2 separate regions of the Homo sapiens genome follow, and region 2 is linked to region 1. A link is an interaction called in ENCODE POLR2A ChIA-PET data of the cell type or tissue named here. Cell type or tissue: CD4-positive, alpha-beta T cell. All regions are shown on one strand. Links, peaks and the distances in the headings refer to the core of each region. The heading gives the core; the rest is flanking DNA. Region 1 overlaps LOC105369890 (a long non-coding RNA gene). Region 2 overlaps ATP2B1 (ATPase plasma membrane Ca2+ transporting 1).

Evidence for each region. Peaks named below come from ENCODE experiments on the same cell type or tissue, not always from the same donor. Only the 100,000 strongest peaks of a DNase experiment are listed, where the experiment ranks them.
Region 2: POLR2A ChIA-PET joins it to region 1 with 5 read pairs; 2 of 35 experiments call an interaction of 5 or more read pairs at or near these places.

Annotation. Positions count from the first base shown.
Region 1 is chr12:89,957,124-89,962,511 of GRCh38, forward strand. All of the region lies in intron 6 of LOC105369890 (a long non-coding RNA gene), which reads left to right. Among named protein-coding and RNA genes, the nearest start is that of LINC02399, 12 kb to the left of the region's middle. RefSeq lists an enhancer at 3,108-3,337. In CD4-positive, alpha-beta T cell, for the core only: no CTCF peak of the experiment used is centred there; DNase peaks (open chromatin) are centred at 3,218 and 3,718.
Region 2 is chr12:89,596,020-89,601,407 of GRCh38, forward strand. ATP2B1 (ATPase plasma membrane Ca2+ transporting 1) reads right to left here. Exons shown (of 21, transcript NM_001366521.1): 19 at 5,307-5,388; 20 at 3,098-3,280. Among named protein-coding and RNA genes, the nearest start is that of POC1B-GALNT4, 72 kb to the left of the region's middle. In CD4-positive, alpha-beta T cell, for the core only: no CTCF peak of the experiment used is centred there; no DNase peak of the experiment used is centred there.

The sequences.
Region 1 (5,388 bases), core at 229-5,228:
TCCTCTTGCCCCTGTCTCCTGAGTAACTGGGATTACAGGTTCTCACCACCACACTAAGCTAATTTTTAATTTTTTAATATAGACACGATCTTGCTACGTTGTCCAGGCTGGTCTTGAACTCCTGGCCTCAAGTGATCCCCTGCCACTGCCTCCCAAAGTGCTGGGATTACTGGCATGAACCACTGCACCTGGCCTGATTCTGTGCTTTTTCTATCATCAGGCATGAGATGTTTAGTTGACTCTCTTTTGGTGATCTCAGCAGCTACTGATGTTCAATTAATGAACCATTAATTCACTACAATTTGCAAAATTGTGATATTCTAATTCTATGATTTCTTCTTCACTTATTACCTGAAACATTTTTATAAGTGAAATTTTCCTTATTGATTATATAGTAATTCAATTCACATATGGAATCCTGGATAAAGGCTTGATTTTTTTTTTATTTTTTGCCTTTTTTTACCCAGTGGTCACCAAGTATATGTTTTTGTAAGTATAATTATGCCCCATGAATTCAAACATATTTTTTGTTAAACTTTTTGCCTTTTGTAAAATTATTAACGCTCAAATTGTCCCAGTTTTTGTGAAATGGAACAGGAGTTTCTTCAAGTTGACTCTTGCATCCTGCTGATATGAACCTTGTAGTATATGATAGTTTCCTTGCTATCCGGTTTGACAAGATGCTGCAGACTCATCTTGTATATTTTCTATCCCAGTCCTTTTAGTTTTTCGAGAATGGTATTAGAAATTATAATCCAGACATAGGAATGCTAATGGATCTATGTATATCATGTATGTATGTATGTGTATGCATTTATGTATATATACATATACACATAATATACATATTTTAAGAAATATATCTTTTAAAAAGATAAGCTATATTATGATTCCTACTGACACTTCCAGTTCAAATTTAGGCGCACAAGTTTTTTAAATTTAACTTCTTCTATCTTTCACTTATGTCTTCTTTTTTTTTTGGTTCCTGAGAATCCTGGTTCTCAAGGTTGTCAGAAACAATTAAATTAAAATATTGCACATACTACACAATTTTCTCTGCTCTCCCTTTTTCACTGAAGAATGTGTCTTTCTCTAGGTGGTTCATTTTATTTGTTTCTTCTATTTTTAAAGTATATATTTTTGGTATTAATAAAGGCTTGCTCTTTTGTTTTAATTTTTATGCTAACATTAAAAAAATTACCCATTCCTGTTCTGCCCCTGCCTTTGTTGTCTATTGAGTCCATTCTATGAGATATATTGATATTAGCTAGTATTCTGCATCAATTTAATCAGTATTAAAATAATTGGATTTATTTTAGTAACTATAAGATAATCATCAAGATTATTCTACTTTTCTGATAGCGTCCCCATTCTGCCATTTTTATAGTTGTAATATAGGTATATTGTCACAGCAAATATAATTATATACTATATATATATTTCTTACAAACTTCATTTTGTCATAAGATTGTGAATATATATGGTATTTTGTCTTCTCCTGTTTGGATTTTGGAATTCAGAGGATATCTTGTCATCTGATTTTGTTGTATATGTTTTGGGATCTTAATTGCTTTTTATTTTGAAGAAAGATTTATTTAGGGGGCTTCAAAAACTATACCATTACCACCACCTTCTCAGAATTCTCAAAATTGCATGAGTGTTGAGTGGTTTTCTCTTAACTCTTTATTTTATATAAGCTGCATTATTTTTAGTGCATGCTTTTGCAGGATGTGTTGTTCTGGGGAATGTATATGCGGTATTTTATCAGAAATACCTATTGTGGCAGCATCTCATAAACAGACTTAAACGGAGCATTTTGAAAGAGACATCATTATAAAGCACGTTAAGCACTTATGATTGAATAAGTATTATTTCTGTGTTGTTTCAATTTGCATCCTCAGAGAATGACATACTCCTTGGGTACATAAACATAAATATGTAATTAGAAATAAGGAGAAAGAGGAGGAAGAAGAGAAGGGGAAGGAGAAAGAGAAAATATAATATTTTCTCTTATAATATAAAGAACAAACTTTAAACTTTGTTCTGATAATTTATCAGTTCTTAGTAGAGCAATAATGTACTGGGTTTAGTATCATTAGTAGTAATAATGAGATTTCTTGCTTTAAGCAAATCCCTTATTTTAGAAGAAAAGTAAAATGTTAACTCTTAGGAATTATTATGCAATAACAAAGAGCAGTAAAATTTTATAGTGGTTGGACCAACTCCAGTGGCTTTCTGGTTTGTGAAAAGTTCAGTAAAAATTGAATAAATGGCTCACATAATGGGAAGTTTAAGTAATAAAATGGGGGGTAGGGTGGGGAGATGAGGCTTTCCCCCTTCCCTGCCGTGTACATAGTAGAGTTGCTGGTGATTTTTGCCTTAGGTTATAGTACTGTGCTCATTATAGGCATAGACAGATTATCATAATTATAAAAGTGCAAGTTTGGTGTAAAAAATAAAAAAAATACATGATGGTAGAGCCTCCGGGCTTAAAAAAAAAAACTTGGGATATCTTATTAAACGTATTGTTTTCCAACTAGTCTCATCTTTGCTCCCTTGGTGCTTAGAAAGAAAACTCCAAGTAGAATAATGATAACTACCATATGTTGGTTCTTACCATAAAGCTAAGAGCTAAGCAGTCTACATATAGGTGTCTCATTTGGTCTTCCCAACAGCACGATGAAAGACATATGTGAGGAAAGTAATGTACAGAGATGTTAGATGACTTGTTTAAGGTCACAGAGATGGTGAATTGTGGAGCCTGGGTTTGAATCTAGGTTAGTCTGACTCCTGAACTGCATTCTATGCCAGTGTATGAAAGAGTCTTCAGAAAACCACATAGTTTAATGTGAGAAAGTGAAGCTTTAAAAGAGATTCTAGTCCTTTCCAAGCTAAGTTTAATTTAGGGAGGCAGGGAGTGTGTACACTGTGCAGAAAATACAGTTCTTACCTGAGGGTATCACAGTCCCCATTCAGTTGACATTCAGCAGAAGATCAACTCAGTTGTTTGGCTATCTCAGTTCAGCAAGCTCTTCTAAGCCAGAGGTTGGAACATAAAAATGATTGAGACATCTCTCCGCCCTTGTGTCCAGTGGAGGGGCAGGTTACATAAATAGATGTTTGTGAAAATCAAAGTAGAAGCTCAGTCCTAGAGAACTCTGAGGATAGCCTGTGAGCTGCAAGTCTGAGGAAGCCGAAAGGAGAATGGTGAGTAATGGGAGTTTCCCTAGGGGTGACCAGCTTGTCTGGTTTGCCTGGGACTTCCCCAGTTTTAGTACTAAAAGTCCCACATCCTAGGTGATCCCTTAGTCCCTGGCAAACTGAAATGGTTGACCACATAAGTTTCTGCTGGTTTGGAGAATTGCTAATTTCCATTAGGGAACTGGGGGATTCCTAGTCAGTCCTTGTTGAGAAATTAATATTCATGAGCATCACCCTAAAAATGATAACCTAATCTTCTATGAGAAATATTTTGGTTAAGCAAGCTTGATTTGCTACTGTTTTCAATTGGGAGTTCAATAAATTTGCTTTGTTTTCTTGTGTGGTAGGAATCCATGTTGTCATCAGGGATCTTGCAAACTCAAGTGTGAAGACAGAGGCAATCCTGCATGGGTCCCATCAAGATAATGGGCACACAAACTGCTTGTGAGGGAGCAGACTGTTTAATGAATAAGGAATTAGGTTACACAGGCACCATGTTCAAAAGTCAGCTGGCAGAGTTTCAACAACCTCGTCATCACTAGAACAGTCCTGGGTGTGCAATCCTATAATGCCTGGGCAGGGTGACCAGGTTTAATGTACTCTTTTACAGCTCATGGGTATGGGGCTTATCACATGCTTCAGCAAGAGCACCCTTTTATTATTTTGAAACTTATAGTGTCACCTTAACGTTTTATGACAAGCCTTGTCCATCACATCACCACTATAAAAATGTCAATAACTTAGAGAGTTGCTTTTTCAAATATTTTGTCACATAATTAAAATTTTATTCTTCTTTTCACTTTTCCTTTTTTCCTCCCTTGAGAGCCCTTCTTTATTTTTCTTTTTTTCTTTCTTTTTTCTTTTCTTTTTTCTACCTCTCTGTCTTCCTTTCTCTTTTTCTTTCCCTTTCTCCCTCCATCTATCCTCTCCACTTTCTTTTATCCTTTCTTCCTTTTTGAAGGAAGAGGGGATTTTGATTCTCTTCAGATGCAACTCTCCTTCCCTGTCACATGCATCTTCTCAAAAACTTAAGCTAGGAGGGTGACTTGCTGAGACCTTAACTAGAGTTTTGTTTTCATTTCCGTACCAAGAAGTCTCCCTGAGTATCTTGCATCAAAGGAGGTAGATGAAAAGGGAGTTATTGGCCAAAAGAAATGGCATGCATCCTTCTTGCTCTTCTAAAGAATGTACAGGTCTTCGATGTTCTATGGCCTGGGTACATCCTGAGGGGCCCTTAAGTTCTAATATTGGTGATGAGAAATAGCATGATCTCTTTTGTGTTGGAATGAAAGAGAGGAGCTGGATTCTGAGGAGAATTGAAAGTTTTTGTCAATTTTGTTTTTTTGTTGTTATTGAAAAGAGGGGGAGGGGTTGGGGAGAGAAGGGAAAGACGGGCAGAGCTCGGGTAGTGGGACACTTCTAATACTTGAGTCCTATCCCTAAGTTAATTCTGATATCGTCAGTAGTTTCAGAGTTTCTAGGATCACTGACTCCAGAAAAGGGCTGCATCGAAGGTCCTCTTATGAATGCCTAGAGCAACTTGATTAGAAAATCCATCTTTATACCCCTTCTTGGAGACCTATTAGTAGTTCTGGCTGTCCCAACATAACAGCAGAATCCTACTCTGATCTGGGTTTCTGGAAGCCCCCTGTGAACCATCATACCCTGGATGACAAACTCCAGTAGCACTGGGGAGAGAGCACTTAATGACAAGTAGACCCCCGAAGGGCTATAGAAGGAGCTTGTTTATCTTAAATATGGGTGGGATGGGGGGGAAATGGGGCACTTTTGTACACCTTGAGAGATCTGTGGGCAGAAGAGACAGGCTACCTCTGTTACACACTAAGAACTGACAAGAATGAGACAATAAAACACTCCGTTACACACTAAAAACTCATAAGAATGAGCCTTTACACATATTGTCTGTGTTAGGAGTATATGGGAGACTGGCACCTACTAATGGAAAGGAAGAGTGGAAATTCTAGCTCTGTTGTCTTCCAGTAGCCATTTACCTGCCCTGTAAAGGTGGCTCTCAACTCAAGACTCAAGAGTCTCTGTTCTTGAGGTTCTTTTTGTTTGTTTGTTTTTGTTTTTTAATTTGTGATGTGATCTCTTTGAGTTTCTTAGTGTGATTCTTCTGTTTTGTAATTTAGGAAGCTGCTACACTTCTGGGGATGATAAATATTA
Region 2 (5,388 bases), core at 80-5,079, 360 kb before region 1:
GAAAAAAAGATGCCTGGGTGCAGAGGTGTGTGCATATATGTGTCTGCCTGCCTGTCTTAAAAGTTTATGATTGCTTTGATATTTAATATAAAGCTTGGAACACAATCAGACTGAGAAATATAATAAGTATAGTACACCTAAAGCCATCTGATATCCCTCTAAATGAAAAAAACAATTATTTAAATATTGGTAAATAAAAACGAATAGGATACACATTACCCATGAGATAAACTTGTCGAAAAAGTTTAATATGAAGCTAATCAGTAGCAATCAATCAGACAAATCTGGAATGTAGAACCCTTCATAAGACAATTCACCTGGATTTTTCATAAGTCAATGTCATAAAAAATAAAGGCAGGGAATGAATACAGGTTGGAGACTAGACTCATAACACACATACTGTCAATAATTATTTCTTGGATTAAAAAAGCTATAAAGGAAATTTTGGGGGCAACCAGAGAAATCTGAATACTAACTGTCTGTTAGATAATATGGTATCAATGTTAAATTTCTTGGATAATAAAGTATGATTATATACGGGAATTCTTAGGTACATGCTGAAGTATTTAGGGATAAAACACTGGTATCTGCCATTTTCAAACGGCTCAGAAAAAAGTTTTATTAATATACAGATAAAGTAGTGTCATAAAATATTAAGTGGTAAATCCAGGTGAAAGATTTTCATGTATTAATTTTTCAACTTGTCTGTAGGTTTGAATTTTTCAAATTTAAAATTTTGAGGGAAGGGGGTTTATCAGGATAAAGTCTTAGTTTGGCTCCTTCTTGTGGGGTATAAACAGATACTTACTTTCCATTTCAGCTTCCCTTAGTTTATTACTCTTTCAGTACCAGACTATTATCAATCCCTTAGTTTATTCCTCTTTTAGTACCAGATTATAATCACTGAGGCCTCATTTGGTGAATTCTATCAAGGGTCATCTTGGGAGTCACCTCCTTCAGGCAATTTTTCTTGACTTTCCAGGGTAGGCTAAGGACCCTGTTAAGACAGTTTGTGTTTTACTACCATGTAGAAATTTCCAACTACTTTTTTTTGTCCTTTACTAGGCTGCAGGTTCTGGAGGTTCCAGCATAGTTCTGACACATGGTAGGCCTTCCATAAAGGCTTGTGGAACATTTACCATCTAGGGCTAGGTGGTAAGGAGCACCAGAGAGAGAGGCATAGTTTGAAATCCACAGATACAGGGAGGAAGAGGCATTTTTATTGTATCAGGCCTAAGGCTAGGCAATTTATGGTTACCATTTTATTCAGGTAGGTAATTTTTAAAAAGAAGAGTTCTAGCTGTCCCTCTATGTAAATTTAATATCTTAATGTTAGCGAGTCACTTGGAACACTTTGCTTTACATCATGCGGCCTCTGCTTATTAGTCGTAGAGAAGTTATTTAAACTCTAAGGCAGTTTTCACACCTGTAAAACAGGGACAGTTCTTACTGTGCCTGTTTCACCACATTTTAAAAAATATCAAATGAAAATATACTTAAGTAAATACGGAAAAAACAGGCATTAAGTGGAAAGTCTGCACTGTTTTCTCCCTTAATTCATCCTCTCTGCAGCTTCTCAAGGTTCCTCTAGTCCTTCGCTGGCTGGAGACCAAATGGAAAAGATAGGTCTCTGTCTACTTCAAGGCTAACCTTAGGTAGCTCTGTAAATTTTGGGGTTTACATCTTTAATGCCTCCAATATATTGAGAATGCGCCATGAATTCTCAGTAAGATTTATAGCTTATAAGGCTTTTAGAAAGTTTGCTATTTACTAAAAACCTGAAAGAAAATGTTATTTTAGTCAATTATTGAAAATTACAACATTTATTGGTTCAACGATTAATCAATAGTATACTTTTCCTACTTCTACTGAAACTTAACAGAACATTTCTTATCTATGATGCAATTTTTAACTAAATTGTCTATACAAATGGAAAAAAAAAACACCCCAAACCATAAATACCACAGAAACTTTTTAAATTTACACAGTGATTTCCCCTGAAACCACTGCACAACCAAGCAAAAAAAAAAAAAAAAAAAAAAAATCAAAGCAAGGCAAAGTTCAGGTTAAGAAGGCAAGCAACTGGCTATACATACTGAAAACTTGTCTTCAGGCTACTAACTTACTTTCCAAATTGGACAAAAGTCAAAATGCTAAATTTATTCTTAGCTTTGAAAATGCAATTTCCTGGTTCTGTTAGATGAGTTTCAAATCACATGCTTTTAGGAAACATGCAATATAAACATGTTTAAAGGCATATACTCAAAAATTTATAGTAGTTTCACAAGTTCTAAGCTACAATTTTATTCCCCATATTAACTATCAGAGTTAGCACAGAGACAAGCTCACAGATTGCATCTAATCTTTGGTTGCAATTGTTCCACCTGTTATCTAGCCCTCTAAGAAATAAAACAACAACGACAACACTTTGAGGTCTCAATCCACTTTACGAAAAGAAAGCTTTATGAAAAAGCCTGAACAATGAATTCAAACATTAAGGAGAAAATGAGAAACGTTAGGTGTGTGAAGTAGGAAATGTTAATTTCATGCACTTAGGAACACACACTCACACCCCACAGTAGTAGAAGCAGTAGAAGAGGAAAACACTACATGTGTAGGGGTAGAAATATTTGTTACATCATGATGCTGGCTGGCGATGGAGGGTTGCCGCCTTAGAGCCCCCTGAATGGAACTTCCACTCTGGAAAGCATTCACTACATCCATCTGCAAGGAATCAGAGATTGTGACAGCTTGCTCAGCAAGAGAGAGAGAGAACAAGAGAAAGGACCATTCCATCTATCAACATATAAAAAGAAAAAGGCACTTTTTACACAGCATATAGGCAAGAATAGCATTTTGAGATGAAGTGGGGGATGGGGGAGCTAGGAAAAAAGGAGCTTAGGGGCATATAGACACATTCTTTCATAATCAGTTAAAAGTCTCACTCATTCCAGGCACCAGTATTACTTTTCAAGAGAATACAATTTGTGGGTTGGGAAGGCTAGAGAGGAAGTTTAAGGAGCACACTCGAACCTCCTCCCCAGGTCAAAAAGCCCTGGCTCCCATCATCTCTCCTACCTCTCTACCAGGCCCATACCTGTGTTTGGATTCTGTTCAGACCTCTAAACCACAAGATTTGGCCACGCCGCAACTCCCTTTCAGCGTGATCAATCTCTTCAACATCCTCTGCTAATTCCTCCTCAGGTATTTCTTCCTTTTGTGTTCCATGACCAGCTTCTTTGAGGAATTTTAAACGGCTAGTTGGAATTGTTGAAATAAGCTACAACACAGGGGAATGAACTTAGAAATAAATCATATCAAGTAAAGGTAAGCTGATCAACTGTAATACTAAAGGTATTAAAAGTGGTGAGAGTATCCGACTATCTTTACCAATGAAGTAATGGGATCCTGTTGATTAGTCTTTCTCTCCCAGAGCAAAATACATTCTTCTCTTAGCTACACAAAAGATTTGAGTTTGAAGGATAAAAAGTTTTCCTAAATGGAAATTAACCTGATTACATTTTTCATATTTTCATCAGGACATTCAAGACAGTACATTGTAAAACCATGCTCTGATATATGTATTTACTTAAAAAGTCCTATTTATTTTGAATACAATGAAAATGGCAGGTGGTCTTACTAGATGCAAAACACGTTTACATTTCATTAATGCTGTCAGAGTTCAATGAGAAAAAATGTATAAAATTTTTAAAAAAATCATTAAGGTTACACTGAAAATAGTTTTGTTACATATTTTTTTTAAAATGCAACAGTTTAAAATTGGATTAGTACTGATTGATGACGCCAAACAAAAACAGATGCCCTAGAAAACACAAAGGATACAAGAAACACCAATACACGTATATTAGCTTATGTGTTAACATCCATTCTCTAAGGCAGCAGTTGGGTTTATCAGGGAGAAACAAGCATGTAGTCAGCTACAGAATTCTGCTTGGAGAACTTCTAGTACACCCACCTCATTTCACCAAGGTGAAATAGGCTTCAAGGCACATAAAGTGACTTGCTCATGGAGTGACTAGGAACCTAGGTCTCCTGACCACCAAAGGCAGTGCTTGTTCTACCATGGTACACTTAGTATGGGTCTTACTTAAAAGATGATCTCTATTAATGAGGTACTCAAAATAGATAAGAAACCTCAGAATCTAGAAACATAGTTAAGAAAAAGAAGAGACACAAAGATGTAAAGATTGGGCTACATTTAAGGAAAACCTGAAAGTCTGGTTTCACTGATTTGCAGAATGACAATAAATTAGCTCATGCAAATTATATGCCATAATATATATTAACCTTCATCTATGAAAATGTTAGATTTTCTATAAATTAGTTTTATAGTAATGGGCTTAAAATGAACAATGCATAAATCACTGTCACATTTAAAAAATAATGACATGCATTTGCAAGTAAGCTGCCTATAGTAAATATGAGGTATATCTCTTATTTCAGGCACTTTATTTCATATATACACTGTTAAAGCTATTCAATTCAAATCTAAAACATCATTTTGTGACCCCTTTTTCCAGGTAACATTATTTTTATAAAAACATTCTCTAAGGTCAGTTTTTCCTATGCTGCATATTGGATTAAATTACAGAACAAAATGACAATGTATTTTTTTTTTTTTTTTTGAGATGAAGTCTCGCTCTTCTCTCCCTGGCTAGAGTGCAATGGCGCGATCTTGGCTCACTGCAACCTCTGCCTCCTGGGTTCAAGCGATTCTCCTGCCTCAGCCTCCCAAGTAGCTGGGATTACAGGCGCCTGCCACCATGCCCAGCTAATTTTTATACTTTTAGTAGAGACGGGGTTTCACCATGTTGGCCAGGCTGGTCTCTAACTCCTTACCTCAGGTGATCCACCCGCCTCGGCCTCCCAAAGTGCTGGGATTACAGGCGTGAGCCACCGCACCCGGCCATGTATTTTTTACATTGTTGTAAAAAATTTTTTTCTGAAAATGTAAAAATAGGTTATAGAGTAAAAGATACAGATATTAGCATCCTAACCAGTTATAAATACATCATTTTTAAAAACCGCTACAAAACTTCTAAAAAACAAGTTAAAAAAACACATAAAAAGTTAGGATAGTATTTTATAGTACAGGCATAATCATAATGAACAAGTGACATACTGGAACTAATACGACATTAAAAAAACTTATCTTTGAATGCCCTCTCTTTACTCACCACATTAACCATTTAGAATCAAGTAATGAAACTGTTAAAGAAAATACACACTAGAAATTAAAAAAAAAAATCACTTTAGGTTTAAACAAAAACTGATGAAATTTTTACCTGGCCCCAGAGTAATGTTCCCATTCCTAGGAATATTGACCATAGCCACTGTTCTATTGAAAGTTCTGAACAACTGAAAGGT